3 separate regions of the Homo sapiens genome follow, and all the other regions are linked to region 2. The links are chromatin loops, found by intact Hi-C in ENCODE. Cell type or tissue: GM12878. All regions are shown on one strand.

The links. A loop is a pair of places that touch in the nucleus more often than their neighbours do. Peaks named below come from ENCODE experiments on the same cell type or tissue, not always from the same donor. Only the 100,000 strongest peaks of a DNase experiment are listed, where the experiment ranks them.
Region 1: it touches region 2 in a loop (5-fold over the local background); 1 of 110 quality-filtered maps calls a loop at or near these places.
Region 3: it touches region 2 in a loop (4-fold over the local background); 1 of 110 quality-filtered maps calls a loop at or near these places.

What each region holds. Positions count from the first base shown.
Region 1 is chr17:71,848,348-71,853,347 of GRCh38, reverse strand. No RefSeq gene overlaps it. Among named protein-coding and RNA genes, the nearest start is that of ROCR, 180 kb to the left of the region's middle. In GM12878, no CTCF peak of the experiment used is centred here; a DNase peak (open chromatin) is centred at 2,798; H3K27ac peaks cover 623 bases.
Region 2 is chr17:72,003,823-72,008,822 of GRCh38, reverse strand. No RefSeq gene overlaps it. Among named protein-coding and RNA genes, the nearest start is that of ROCR, 20 kb to the left of the region's middle. RefSeq lists enhancers at 2,508-2,577, 3,098-3,247, 3,438-3,777, 4,178-4,257 and a silencer at 3,898-3,967. In GM12878, a CTCF peak has its summit at 2,872; DNase peaks (open chromatin) are centred at 3,022, 3,392 and 3,852; H3K4me3 peaks cover 1,218 bases; H3K27ac peaks cover 3,209 bases.
Region 3 is chr17:72,314,891-72,319,890 of GRCh38, reverse strand. No RefSeq gene overlaps it. Among named protein-coding and RNA genes, the nearest start is that of LINC02003, 25 kb to the left of the region's middle. In GM12878, no CTCF peak of the experiment used is centred here; a DNase peak (open chromatin) is centred at 1,940; H3K27ac peaks cover 684 bases.

The DNA.
Region 1 (5,000 bases), 160 kb after region 2:
TGTGTATATGTGTGTATTATATATGTCTGTACACACATACGTTTCATTACATATATTTTCTTCCCTTTTTTTGCAAATATAACATTTCATGTATTGTTATGTGATTTGCTTTTTTTTCCCTTTAATATCCTGGAGAACATTCCATAGCTGCATACATGACATTTCCTCATTTCTTTTTAAAGCCATATTGCTGTGTGTTGCATGGATATACTATGCTTTATTTAGCCAATCAAGTACTACCATTAGTTAGTAACCATTTTTTTCTATTACAAACTATGTTGAATATATGAACCTGCCCCACTATTTCCAATATTTCCTCACAAGTGCTATTTTATCTTCTGAAGATAAAGCCTCCTGGTTATTGGAGAGGGCCCAGGTAAACGGCCTATATGGCTATTTTCTATTTTACTAAAGGGGATTGGAAGGGAAAGCAGGGGAGAAACCCACAGAGTGGACACTAAGGCAAATTAATTATTGAGGTCGGACAGCACTTTGCTGGGATCGCTGGAAGGTTGAGTCATTGGAGTATGGAAAAATCCCAATTAGATGATTAATTTAGGTACTGGGTATGCTTTTAGCCTATGGCCATGGAGTCAGGAAAAGAAACAATTACCTCTCCAAATTGCCATGCTGGGCTGATTAATTTTTAATTGAGTCTTGTTAAAGGCATGGAAAACTCTGACATATATAACCTGGAGAAATAGGCCTTAGCCAGTGGGAGCCACTCGTCCCCACAGGAACCTACAGATTTAACTGGAGAGGAGGGTGATTTAGATAAAGCCTGGAGGCAGGGGTTGGCAGTGATGTGGAGAGGACTCAGCTACCTTGGAGAGAAAGCTGGACTTCAAAGTAAAGTGTCAAAGGGACAGCTGATCTTCTTTCTGGCTGTCTATAGCCTACCCCATGGGGCCTTGATGTGTAGAGGGCTGTTCTCATATCATTTGCTGCCTAAGATGAAAACAACTGGCACTGCATTTAATGAAGTATCTTAAATTGCATTGCTGTGTAGAAAATTTAGATGAGGCTGAAGCCCTAATCCTTGACTTCCCTTTGGCCCTGTATAATATGAGGAGAGAGAAAGAGAGAGAAAAGGAGGAGAGAGAGAATGAATGTCACATCCTCAATGGGTGTTCAAACTGTTCTAACATGAGAAACAAATCGAGTATTGGGCGAAAGGTGTAGATGTGGCACAAAACAACTTGAAGAGAAGTGTGGATTTATACCAAGATACTGGCATGCTAGAAACCAGAAAGAATCCTCAGGTGACATCTTGGAATTTTTGAGTTTTCTAAGTGTATTAGTTTGTTCTCACACTGCTATAAAGAAATACCTAAGACTGGGTAATTTATAAAGAAAAGAGGTTCAGTTGGCCAATGGTTCTACAGGCTGTACAGGAGGCATGGCTGGGGAGGCCTCAGGAAACTTACAATCAAGGCAAAAGGTGAAAGGGAAGCAGGCACGTCTTACATGGCTGAAGCAGGAGGAAGAAAGAAAAGGGGCAGATGCTACACATTTTAAATAATCAGATCTTGTGAGAACTTACTATTACAAGAACAGAAAGGGGGAACCACCCCTGTGATTCAATCACCTCCCACCAGACCCCTCTTCCAACACCGGGGATTACAATTCAACCTGAGATTTGGGTGAGGACACAAATTCAAACAATATCACTAAAGCTTCAGCTCCATTAGGTAACAAGACCTCATCTGCAATGACACCAATGTGCTAAAGGTATTGCACTGAGCCTTTCATAGGTGTTAGGCTTTCCTGGTTCCTTAGGAATCTCAGGGACTAAAGAGTGCCTGTGAATAGACCCTTAAGTGTTGGGCCAAGTGCAGTAGCTCATGCCTGTAATCCCAGCACTTTGGAAGGCTGACATGAGGGGACTGCTTGAGGCCAGGAGTTTAAGAATAGCCTGGGTAACATAGTGTGATCCCATCTCTATAAAAATAAAAAATAAAAGACTCATAAGTGCAAGTTGTTTACATGATTGTACCATATGCAATTTAATGTAAATTAATTAGCATCATGTCCCTGTTGGGAGACTTCCTCTTAAATCACTTTAATTAGTATCTTTATTATCAAGGAGATACTAATAAGTGAAAGGAGGTATTTGATGTCTGGGCAACAGAGCAAGACCCTTCCAAAAAAAAAATCCCAACAACCAAACAAAAATGATATCATCTTCATTTCACGGATGAGAAAACAGAAGTTAAGTGAGTAAGTAATTTCCCCAAGATCACACAGCAAGACAGTGGCAGGCCTGGTGGTTAGAGCCAGTTATGCACACCTCCTTTTTCCTCTGCATTTAGGTGTAATAATTTTGCTGTCTGTGCTGTCACTGTAGACTGAATCAGTCTCAGCCCTCATCTCACCGCATTTTCTTGGTCTCACATTTGGACTTTGAGAGCCAGACATATTAGTTTTGAATCACAGCCATGTTACTAACTTCTGTGTAACCATGGTAATATCACTTCATCTCTCTAATTTTCAGTTTCTTAATTTATGAAATAGGGATTATACCTTCCTTAGCTTGTTGTGAGGGTTAAATGAAGCCAAGGCAGATGATATCTGTCAAGAGTTTAGCACATATCTGTTGTACAGTAAGCATTCAATAAATGATGCCTACATTTATTGTTTTTGTTCTCTAAAGGGAGATCAGCTGAAAGACTGGTTTATGTGAAAAAAGAAGAGCTTTGAATAATGCTGTAGTTAACTAATACATGTGAATAATACACTAATATTCAGAGAGTACCTTCTAGGCCAGGATGAAACCAGTGGTTGAGTCAGAGTTACAGAAGCATGAGAAGCAGCCACAGTTTCAAGATTAGCACATGAAAAAATGTCTGAAATATTAGTAATAATAAGGTGCTGTTTACAATAAATTAGATTCTTGTTTACAAGTATTCACTCTCTTCTCTTACCTCCATGGGGAGGGTGCACTTCCAAGGAAGTTGATTTTGGGTATGACCATGGGACTTTTTGTCTTCTTAGTAGGTAAAATATACTTGTGACTCTCAATGTGTTCTTAGTCATTGACTTGTTTTGGCCAATAGGATCAGTAGAAGTGACACAGCTCACTTGCATAGTTGGAGTTTGCTTTCTTGCTCTTCTATTGCTGTGAAATGACCATGCCTTGGCCAGACCTCTGGTCTATGTAGAGTGAAAGGCACATGGAGCATATCTGGATTCAATCTGAATCCTGGGCTGCCCAGGTGAGCTTGGCCTTGAGCTTGGCCTATATGATTAACTCCCATCCCATCTGCAGATACATGAGCAAGAATAAATACCATTATGTGCCATTAGGTTTTTGTGGTAGTTTGCAGGAATAGACAACTGATAGACAAATGTTAGGTATATGATAATTGTACAACCTATGTCAGCATTTATCTTAGGTTTTATCAGCACATAATACAGATTTCATCATTTAAAGAGCGTATCTCCACATTTTCTTTTCTGGTTTGCATAAAGCTGGAGCATGCCTTGTATTCTTAGACAAGTCACCCAGGCCTTTCTATGTCTGTTTCTCCATTTGAAGAAGAAATATTTTACTTGCCACCTACCTTTCCCCAGGAGTCATAAATTAACAGTTGAAAAACTCTTTGAGATCTCCCATGAAAGTTACAATTTAAGCAGAAGCATGCCTATTATTTATTTTTATTATCCATTTTAAAATTGAATACTTAGAGCAAATAGATTTTCCAGCCACCAAAAAGGAAGTTTCTTCTATGCCACAACATATTATGGATTGGGCACTCTCCAACTATAGACTATATTTCCCATTTATAGCACTAATTTAGATGTTTATGGGTCTGTAAATGTATTCCGTTTCTCCTGGGGCTTCTGAGTACCTATAATAGTCTAATATTTTGGAACACTAAATGATGCCTTGGGCAAAATATAAAACAGGAGAATAAGAGAGGCAGGGAAAGAATTGGGTAACAATAAAGACAGTTTTTACAAAAAGTACTAAAAAGATAAATAATTTTAGACTCCCAGAATTACCCTGGAATATAGTCCAATTTGTGGTGATTGTCTCTCCTTCATGTTACAAATTATCACTATTATATCGAGTTTCTATTGAGTGCTTAGCATACAACTATTTGTGGAAGAGGACATATTTATACTAATAACTCACATTTATAAGTCCTTGCTCTGTGCCAAGTACTATGCTGGTGCTTTTAAATAACTATCTCATTTAGTTCTCTCACGAACTAATGCATTGTTAGTATTACCATTCTTGATGCTCCAAGAGGTTAAATGACTTGCCCAAGTTAATTCAGGTTCTTCTTTTTTGGAGAAAGCCCAAGCTCTTAATCATTATGCTGTACTTCATAGTGACTGACATGGTCCTTGTTTACAAGTTATGAAGATGATGAAGCCAACATAAAAAAAGCATAAGACATTTAAGCATATGTAATGAAAATCATTGTGATATCCTCAAAATAACTCTAGGGAGATAACTAGCATGGAAGAATATGGAAATTAATGCCTGCTGTGACATTGCAGCTTACCTGTGGCTTTTGTTTATTTTATTTTATTTTTGCAATCCCTGTTTTAACACTGAGGTAGATAATCAGGATTTTAGTCTAAAACTGAAGATAGTTCTGTCTTGAGCTATATGGAATTTTCTATGCAGTGATGTACAATAGATTGACTATGTAATTATTGTTCTTGCCACTTGTAATTTGAAAGACAGCATTATGAAAATTAGTTGAACAAAAATCTACTAACATAAAGTTCAGAATCAGAGGAAATATCATGGATGAGGGGTTCTTTCTAACTTGAATTTTTACATGGAACTCTAATCTATGTCAAGGTGTAAAAGTCAGTCTCTTTTCAGGAACTGAAAAATTCAAGCGACATTTTCAAAACTATCTTGGTGTTTTTGAAATCCTCAAGAGGAGGAATCATATTTTCATTACTCTCATCTATCTTATAAAATTTGAGACCTGAAGGGATCAGAGTTTGCTTCTAGGCATTGAGGTTCTGACATACTC
Region 2 (5,000 bases):
TACTCCATTCATTTTATTCACTTTACATCCTGCACACAGCAGTGACTGTTCCAATTTCAACCCCTAATTCATACAAATCTGGTTCCAATCAGGAGATTAGTAACTTACTGCCTAAGCAGAAACAAATCACACAATTGCTAAGCTTATCTTTCTACCCATGCACAGACACGTACATGTGCTTGAAATGGACTCATTCATGGGCAGATGCAGATTCATACAGACAGCAAAGCTTCATCAATGTGGATATAGCTAGGAAATTTCATTTGCTGGCACAACATGTGATAGGGACAGATACATGAAACTGACACGAAGAAGGCATTGTCTACATATATTCAGATGTGCCCAAGTCTCGAAACTGATTCAATAATTGTGCCCCTATTATGTCTTCTATATCACAAATATTTCTGTACTGAATCATATTTTAAACATATTAGGATGAGTCATTAAAAGACTCCCTACACTTTGTTCTTTCGCAGACTATGGCTTTATTCTGTGAGTTAACTACCACGGCTCAGTATGTTTGTTTACAAATTCATTTTTATGTTCAAAGGGTTTCCATACAATTGGACACCACTTTTTTTAAGGAGGTGAAATTGCAGCAGGATGAACCTGACAGTAATAATAAGCGAAGTTTTTCTGATTATATACGTAAAACTTCAACACAAGTCACCAAGGTAGGAAGAGAATTCACATTTCCTGAATATTTTTTGAAATCATATCTCATTTGTCTGGAAAGGATTAAGATCAGCCCTGCAGAGGTCTGCTCTGAGGCTCCTTGTTTAGCGAGTCTGTGATTTAGGGATATCTGTCCATAGTCATTCTGCAGGAAAGATGAGGGTAGGTGAGCATCTGCACTCAGGGTAGGAGGGAAGGTAGGGTAGGTATGTGAAGCAGTTTGCTCTTTAGATGATGGCACACAGAAGCTGACCTAAAGAACAAATCATCACAGCGACTGGCCATCAGATGGCGAGAATAATGGTGATTGTTTTGTTGTTTTTAAATATTGTGTATATTTTTGCTCAACACATATGTTATGCTGCTACAAAACGGACACAGTGAGACTAAAAATATGTCTCAGTGTTTCATACTACCAGTGCTTTATTTAGGGGACTTGATTTTGATTCCTTACTGAAAAGGATGTTTTCCAAAGCCTTGGAGAGATGGGAATGAACGCGATGCTAATACAGCTTTTTTGAAAGCCTAAAATCGATTCATCACCTAGAGACCTCTAGGGTTTCATCCTCCTTTCCTTTCCTTTTTGACTCCTATATTACAGAAAAAGGCAAAGTGCCAGATTTAGAGCTTACAAAACAAATACAAAAGCAAAAAACCCACAAAAATCACCACCACCATCACCACTGAACAACCGTGTCTTAGAATCATATCTCTTTCACTTGCTGGTTAAATGGCCTTGACTTCTCTGAGCCTCTTACTCTAGATGGAAGATGAAACAATGCAAACATGATGCTTAGAACATCACAGGACCTCAATGGTGGCCATTAATTACAGGTTTGATGTGAGGACTATGAATTCATATTTGTGAAAATATTTGGAAATCTATGCATTGTTAAATTATGCATCGTTACTATTTCTTGGTGTAATTATATATACATTTTTTAACCTTTAAGTTCAGGGGTGCAAGTGCAGGCTTGTTTCATGGATGAATTTGACACATGGGGGTTTGTGGTACAAATTATTTTATGACCAAGGTATTAAGCCTTGTACCCTTTGGTCATCTTTCCTGATCCTCTCCCTCCTCCCACTCTCCACCCTCCAAAAGGCTCCAGTGAGTTTTATTCTTCTGTGTCCATGTGTTCTCATCATTTAGCTCCCACTTATAAATGAGAACACGCAGCATTTGGTTTTCTGTTCCTGTGTTAGTTTGCTAAGGATAACGACCTCCAGTTCTATCCATGTCCCTGCAAAGGGCATGATCTCATTCGTTTTTATGGCTGTGCTGTATTCCATTGTGTATACATACCACTGTTTCTTTATCCAGTCTGTCTTTGGTGGGCATTTATGTTGATTCCATGTCTTTGCTATTGTGAATAGTGATGTCTTTATAACAGAATGATTTATATTCCTTTGGGTATATACCCAGTAATGGGATTGCTGGGTCAAATGCTGGTTCAATTTTTGTCTTTAGGTCTTTGAGGAATCACCACACTGTCTTCCATAATGGTTGAACTAATTTACACTCCTACCAACAGTGGATAAGCATTCCTGTTTCTCCATAACCTTGCCAGCATCAGTTATTTTTTGACTTTTTAATAATAGTCATTCAGACCAGTATTAGATGGTATCTCATTGTGGTTTTGATTTGCATTTCTCTAATGTTCAGTGATATTGAGCTTTTTTCATATGATTGTTTGCCACGTGTATATCTTCTTTTGAAAAGAGTCTGTTTATGTCCTTGGTGCAATTATATTTCAAATAGGTGAATTTTTACCTGTCTGTGTCTACCTACTTGATATGGTTTGACTATGTCCCCACCCAAATCTCATTTTGAATTATAGTTCCCATAATCCCCAAGTGTTGTGGGAGGGACTCCATGGGAGGTGACTAGATCATGGGGGCTGTTCTCATGATAGTGAGTTCTCATGAGAACTGATGGTTTTATAAGAGGCATTTCCCCCCTTCACTCTGCACTTCTCTGTGCTGCTGCCATGTGAAGGATGTGTTTGCTTCCCCTTCTGCCAGATTGTAAGTTTCCTGAGGCCTCCCCAGCCCTGCAGAACTGCAAGTCAATTAAACTTCTTTCCTTTATAAATTACCCAGTCTCGGGTATTGCTTCATAGCAGTGTGAGAATGGACTAATACACTACTCTCCCCAACCAAGCTTCAGCCCTAGCCTACCACCTGCTGTATTCTCTTTGAATTGGAGGAAACACCATCACCTTCATTTTTAGGTAAATCTTAAGCATCTTATAGCTACTGCTAAAGGCCTGGGTCAGCAAGCGCCTGAGGAGCCGGGGAAGTTTCTATCAGCAGGAATTGCAGTTCTGATGAAATTCATAACATGCCTGTCATACAGTGCTTGAGAATATGGAGGCCCAGATCTCAGATTAATACCCAGAAAGCCACATTTTATTCATGAATGCCAAGTCACACTAACCTGGGGAAGTCCTTGGAGTCTTAACTGGGACTTTCCTGACCGCTTTCTGACCTGCACCATCTTTTTTTTTTAACTGTGGTACAATATACACACCATAAATTTATCATCTTAACAATTTTTAAGTGTAGAATTTAATGGAATTAAGTACATTTACATTGTTGTGCAACCATCACGACTATTCATCTCCAGAATGCTTTTCATCTTATAAAACTGAAATTCTGTACTCACTAAACACTAATTACCTATCTCTCTTCCCTCAGCCCCTGGCAGCCACCACTCTAGTTTCTATCTCTATAGATTTGTCTACTCTCAGTATCTCATATAAGTGGAATCATATACTATTTCTCCTTTCGTGACTTATTTCATTTAGCATCATGTTCGCAAGATTCATCCTTGAGACATGCGTCACCCCTTTTTGTGTGAGGAGGAAGCGGCAGCTACACCCCTAGAAGCATTTAGGGGGTGTCGAGGAACCAACACATTGAGTCTCCGTGAGGTCATTGGGTACTGACAACAATCCAAGGTGAGATATCAATGCTAGCCTTACTTGTAACTGGTGATGATAAACCACGATCAGCAGCTCTTGACATTCCAGGGGTTCTGAAAAGAATTCTAGGAGAGAAGGACTCCCAGCAGAAAAGCACTGGGAGGCAGCTCTTACGTGCAGGCAGTCACTACATGGAAACTTGTGGTAGGGTTTCTCACTGCAGGGGAAGGCTCACTATAGCAGCACTTTCTCTCTCTATTTCACAGATGCCATCAGGAGGGATCTTTGGCTTGGGGAAACACTGTTTTCTCTTCCTGCCTTTGGGTGACTGTACAAACTTAAAAAAAAAAAAAAGAAAAAAAAAAAAAGAAACCCTCCAGCTTCAGCACAGCTCCACACAGGGTGTCTAGCCAAAATGCAAAGTTTTACCACAGTGCACAGGCAGACAGTGTTTTTCAAGTGCGGGAACAGAGTGAGGTGCCTTTCAGCACCTTTTTCGGCACTTCTTTAAAAAATGATTTAAATTGGAGGCAATAGCACCAAATGCTGAACATCTGACACGCAGACAAGACTTAATGAATCATACACTTTAACAACATCACTCTTCTCTAGCCACTTGACTTGGCGTCCATGGTTGTTGGTTTTTTCTCCCCCACAAAAACATTTGTTCTGCAGACTATTTGCTAGTTAGAGTGTCCTGGGCAACTCTTCATATTCATGGCAGGGAGAACTGGCCCAGGAAAACCTGCAGACCTGAGTTCCTCTTAGAGTCTTCTCTTTCTCTCTGGATCTGAATTTCAGAGAGAAAGGACAGCAGTGCTCCTTAGAGACTGGACTTAGAACCACCTTTAGTCTATCCCCAGCTTAATCTCTTGCAGAATATTCAAGTTGCACAACCAAATGTTTTCAACCCTACAACATCCAGCATGATCATGACTGATTTGAATCAAAATACTAAAAAGCACGTCATTTTGTAGGTAGAAGAATTCTAATTCAGAGGAAAAGACAGTAATTCTGAGTATTGCGTTGGAGTGAATCATTATCCTTGGTGTCATAAATTAAACCTCACTTGGCAGGGGATGGTAGTATAGCTCATAGCTTGCTGATAATTGCCAAGGGCACAGGCAGAGTGGACAGAGGCTGCCCAGCTTTGACAAGGATTGTGCATCAGTGTCTCACCTGCCTTTCTGATGGGTAACTGTCTGATCATTAGTCTGCTGGCACTCAGCACCATGGGCAGGGAGGATGATGAGGCCATTCCTTCTGTGACGGCAATGCATGCAAACAATTTAATCTTCCACTCCAATTCTTAATGTAAATGTTTAATATAAACCTGATGTTAACATGATGTACATGAATTTACTGGCAGGCAAAGCTGGGATTTACATTATGCTGAAA
Region 3 (5,000 bases), 310 kb before region 2:
ACACTTTGGGAGGCCGAGGCAGGTGATCACCTGAGTTCAGGAGTTCGAGACCAGCTTGGCTAACATGGTGAAACCCCATTTCTACTAAAAATACAAAAACAAAAAACCAAAAACAAACAAACAAACAAAATTTGCCAGGTGCGGTGGCCCATGCCTGTAATCCCCTACACGGGAGGGTGAGGCAGGAGAATTGCTTGAATCCAGGAGGCAGACGTTGCAGTGAGTGGAGATCATGCCAGTGCACTCCAGCTTGGGCAACAAGAGCGAAACTCCATCTCTAAATAAATAAATAAAAATAAAAGGGAAATACAAACATGCTTGGGGTGCAGACTTCGAGGCAGGGAGGCCCACATTGCATCTTATTTACCAATTACAACATATATGCTTTGGGGTCAGTGGTTCTAACAGTGTGGTCCCTGGGAGCCACCTGAGTATCACCTGAGAGCTTGCTGAAAATGTAAACTCTGTGACCCACCTTTAGACTCACTGAATCAGCCACTCTGCAGGTGTGTCCAGAAATCTATGTTTCATGAGCCTTCCAGGTGTTTGAGAACCACTCCTTGGATAATTCTTAATGTAAGGGGTCTCAGTTCTGCTGACATGTAAGGGTCACTTGGGGTGAATTTTAAAAACATAGACCAATTATATCAGAATCTCTGGAGTGTAGAGAATGGGCATCCAAAAACAAAAACAACTTTTTTGCAGCCCAGTTTGAGAGCTACTGGCTTCACCTCTCAGATGCTATTTGGCCATATCTGAATGGAGATACTAATTCCTAATGCCAGTGCAGTAGAAGGGAAGACACAGGGGTTAGCAGATGAGAAGCACCTGCCAGGGAGAACATTCCAATAAGAAATAACTTCTGTGAACCTGGCCCCAACTCCATTCAGATGGAGACTTGCTTTTTTCAAAGAGGGCACTTGACTCTGACATTAATAATGACAGAGGGAAAAGAAATGAGGGAAGGAGAGGAAGAGGAACAAACAAGATTGGGTTTGTGGCAATGCCCCAGAGACCCGTGATCTCCGTTGTTAGCCTACACATAGAGGGAGAGGTATTGTATCTCTTGATCTCTGCCATCTCTGCTTCACCTTCTATTGGGAAGTGGCTGTTGGTTTTCAACTATAAAGTTCCCTTGAGTGTTGAGGTTCCTAATCTAGTGTTTACAAGGCATCTCAAGAAAAAACAGAAAACTATTAGATCACCTTTCTAGCCCTGGACCACCTACCAAGAACCCATCCTCTGCTCTGATGTTTTTGCTTTTTTATTTTTGCTGGATGCATGAGCGTGCAGGACTAGAGCTTCAGCTTCCTTCCTTCTTTCCTCCTCTTTGTCTCATGTCCACACTCTGCTCTGGAGGAGCCACAGATATCAGGTGTGTGATTCATTCCAAGCTGTCATTTTCAGCAGTGCATTGGCCAGGTCCAGATTTTCTTTCTTCCTTCTACATCCTCCCCTCGCGGTGGGGATGATGATCGGGGTAATGAAAACCCTCCACAGCCCTCTCTCTTTTCCCCAGCTCTCCTCTCCACCACTCAATAGGAGCTTTGTCTTCACAAAGAGCAAACCTGAAACCCATCCGGCCCCAGCAATTGTTGTCTGCCGGCTCCTGTGCTATTTGGATCCTGACTCTGTTAGAGATCTTGTAATTTAAACTTCAACCTGCTTATTAGAAATTTGAAAGAAATTATCTAATAATATTTAAAATATCAGGAAAAGCAGACAAAGACTCTTCTCTCCCATCCCCCTTCCTGTGCTTGTCTTGCGCCCCTCCTTTTGGGTCATTCTGAGACCTAGGCTCACTACATGGTGCTGGGAATTGATTCATCTTAAACAAATGTCATGAATCGCTCACCTGTTTCCAGGGTTCTAAGGGCGAGATGTGGCTGGCTGGAGTCCTTTTATTTTGGGGGAGGAACTGAAAGTACAGCTCTGGTTTTTCTGTCCCCTTGGGTTTTCAGCTGAGAATTTCAGCAGTCTCATCTTCTAGATGCTTGGAACTGTTTATTCTGTGTGGTCAAAATTGAATTATTACTCTGACTAGTGTTGCTGCAAAAACAATGAGCTTTCATCTTCCCACTTGCCCATTTCCTACTCCCTGACTCTTTGGAGAGCTGGCCTTTGTGAACCCGTGTGTGTGTGTGTGTGTGTGTGTGTGTGTGTGTGTGTTTAGCAGGGAGTGGATTGAGGGAACTGCTATTCTTTGTTCATTTCCCCTTGAGATGATAATTCAAATATTGTCGTTCCAGGAATGGGCTTGATCCTGCCCTCCTCACTCTGAGTCAGAAGGTACTTGTGCTGCCTTGAACAAGGAAGGGTAGCTTTACTATTATGGGAAGAGTCAAAAGGTCTAGGTCACTATGGCTCTGCCCAGGCTTGCTGTGCGGCCTTGAGAGCATGGCTTCCACCCTCTGGGTTTATGTTCTTTCTTTTTATGGTAAAGGGAATTTGGCCACTACAGCCCATTCCGTCTCCAAAAGCCTGCATTTCCACACTAGTGAGCATCTCCAGAGTGGCGAACAACTTGCGTTTCCAGAGTCAGTGCCTAGACCCCTTGGCCCTTCTTCCCCAAATCTCAGATCCACCTTCCCAAGCTCTTCCATTCAGCTTCGTCTCTTACATGAGGAGTAGAGGGGAGATCTAGCGATGGCCATGGGTTTGGATGTATGAAGGATAGTTAGTTCTCTAGGCAGGTGGAGCTCCAAGAATGGGGCAGGACCAGTGGGATTTGCATCACTGGGGAACTTGTTGTAAATGCAAACTCTTGGGTGAATAAGACATCTCGGGGACGGGTCCCAAGAGTCCGGGTTTTAACAAGCCCTTTAGGTGACTCTAATGGATGTTCAAGTCTAAAGCCCACTGTTTTGGCCTCAATTGGAAGAGGTCAGCAAGGGAATATAGACACAGCCTGCATCCTTTTTGGTCCATTACATACTGGATCCTTTGTTCTCCCATGGACAGGAGCAGGGCCATGTCCTTCTGGAGAAGTCTGACATTCTCTACATGGGCCCAGGCTCTCTAAATGTCTTTTTTTTCCCAGAAAAGTTGACTTCTTCCCCCTCTGAGTGTGGCAGCCAGATTGTTTGGATTTGGGAAAATGGCTAAAAGTGGGAATACAAGAAAATAGATCAAATGAAGAAAATGTAGTTTTCACTTGGGCCACACATTCAACATCAAGTGACAACTTAGTGGTAATCGTCATTATTATTCCTCTAACATGTATTATCTGAGAATCCACAAGGCATAGCTGAACTGCAAGGCAAGTAGGTGCAGAAGAAGACATGCCATCTGATCCACAGTTCAATGGTGGGGCAACCTGACTCTGTTTCTGGCAGTGAGATGACATATGCCAGGAAGTTCCCTTCCTTTACTCAAAGCTAAAAACTTCTCTCCCAGGAACTGAGCTTCTAAGCAGCTGACTGTTGGGTCCTTAATAAATTAAAAAAACTATTTATTAAATATTTACCTGCATGTGTCTCAGTACTGAAAATTTCTAAAAAACAAATAGTCTTTCAAAGCTAATCAGTTTTCTGTACTATCCAGAAACCATGCTCCCAGATATTTATCTCACTCATTTGAACACTGTAGTCCACAGAAAATTCTACACATGAGTGTTTATGGCAGCTTTATTCATAATTATCCAAAACTAGAAGCAACAATGATGTGTTTCAATAGCTAAATGGGTCAGGACACTTTGATGCATACATATGATGGAATACTATTCAGTGACACAAAGGCATGAGCTATCAAGTCATGCAAAAACGTGGATGAATCTTAAATACATATTGCTAAGTGAGAGGAACTGGTCTGAATGAGTACATGCTGTGTGATTCTATTTATATGATATTCTGGAAAAGGCAAAAATATAGACAGCAAAAAACCCAGTGGTTTCCAGAGGTTCTGGAGGGAAGGAGTTGAACAGGTGTTGTGCAGGGGATTTTTTAAGGGCAATGGAATTATTCTGTTTGATTCCGTAATGGTGGATACAGGACACTATGCGTTTGTCAAAACCAATAGAACTTTATGGCACATTGAGAATCTTAATGCACGCAATTTAACAAATTGTTTAGGAGATTGGGAGATCACAGAGTGGAATGAAGAATGTGACAAAATAATCTAGATATATTATAGTTGTATGAAGCAAGCTAACTGAAGGGGTTGGTGGGAAAAGGTGCTGATCTAAGCAACTTTGAAATGAGGGGGGTAAGACTAAATGCAAAGGAAATGCCCGCAAGCACTCTACTGTAGCTGATAAGGTTGTTTTCCATGGGGGTATGGGTCAACAATTCTGATACTGCTATCCACATAGACTGCAATTGAACAATCCTGTAAATGGATGGTGAATGGTGGGAAGCTTGTTTTTCACTGTGGGAGTGGGACTTTAAAGCTCAGCAATGGGAGGAGTCTAGGATGATCTATGTGGTAATGGATTAGAGTTGGAAAAATATCAGTATAAGTTTATGTTTAGCTTAATAGAGATACAGATGATTACATATAGAAACATTTGTAAATACATGTGTGTGGAGAGACATGGACTAGTATATGCACATACCTTTCCTTGCTTTGTCAGCTGGAAGGGCTTAGAATTAACCACACCCTAGTCACAATGAGCACACTGAGAGCCCAGATCTTGTTTTCTAGTACTATTCTGCAGTAAGAAGAACTAGAGCTCCTTGGAGAAATAGCTGATTCTAGAGGTAGGGCAGGACATATCCAAGATAAGCCTGGAACATCAGTAGAGCCAGAACGTAAGGAAATGCTCAAAATACAAGCAAACAAAATTACAAAAACTAACAGACACAATGATGGGGATGGGTCAAAGGAACACTGGCACCAACGGAAAGAACTCCCAATGGCCAAAGCTGGAACAATTTGAATAAGAAAATAAAGCTAACTAGATTATAACCCAAAGTATAAAACAAATACCCATGAGTCCATACTGCTATAAAGAAATGATTGGATCAATAAATAAATGAGAGCTAGTAGACAAATCTCCCATG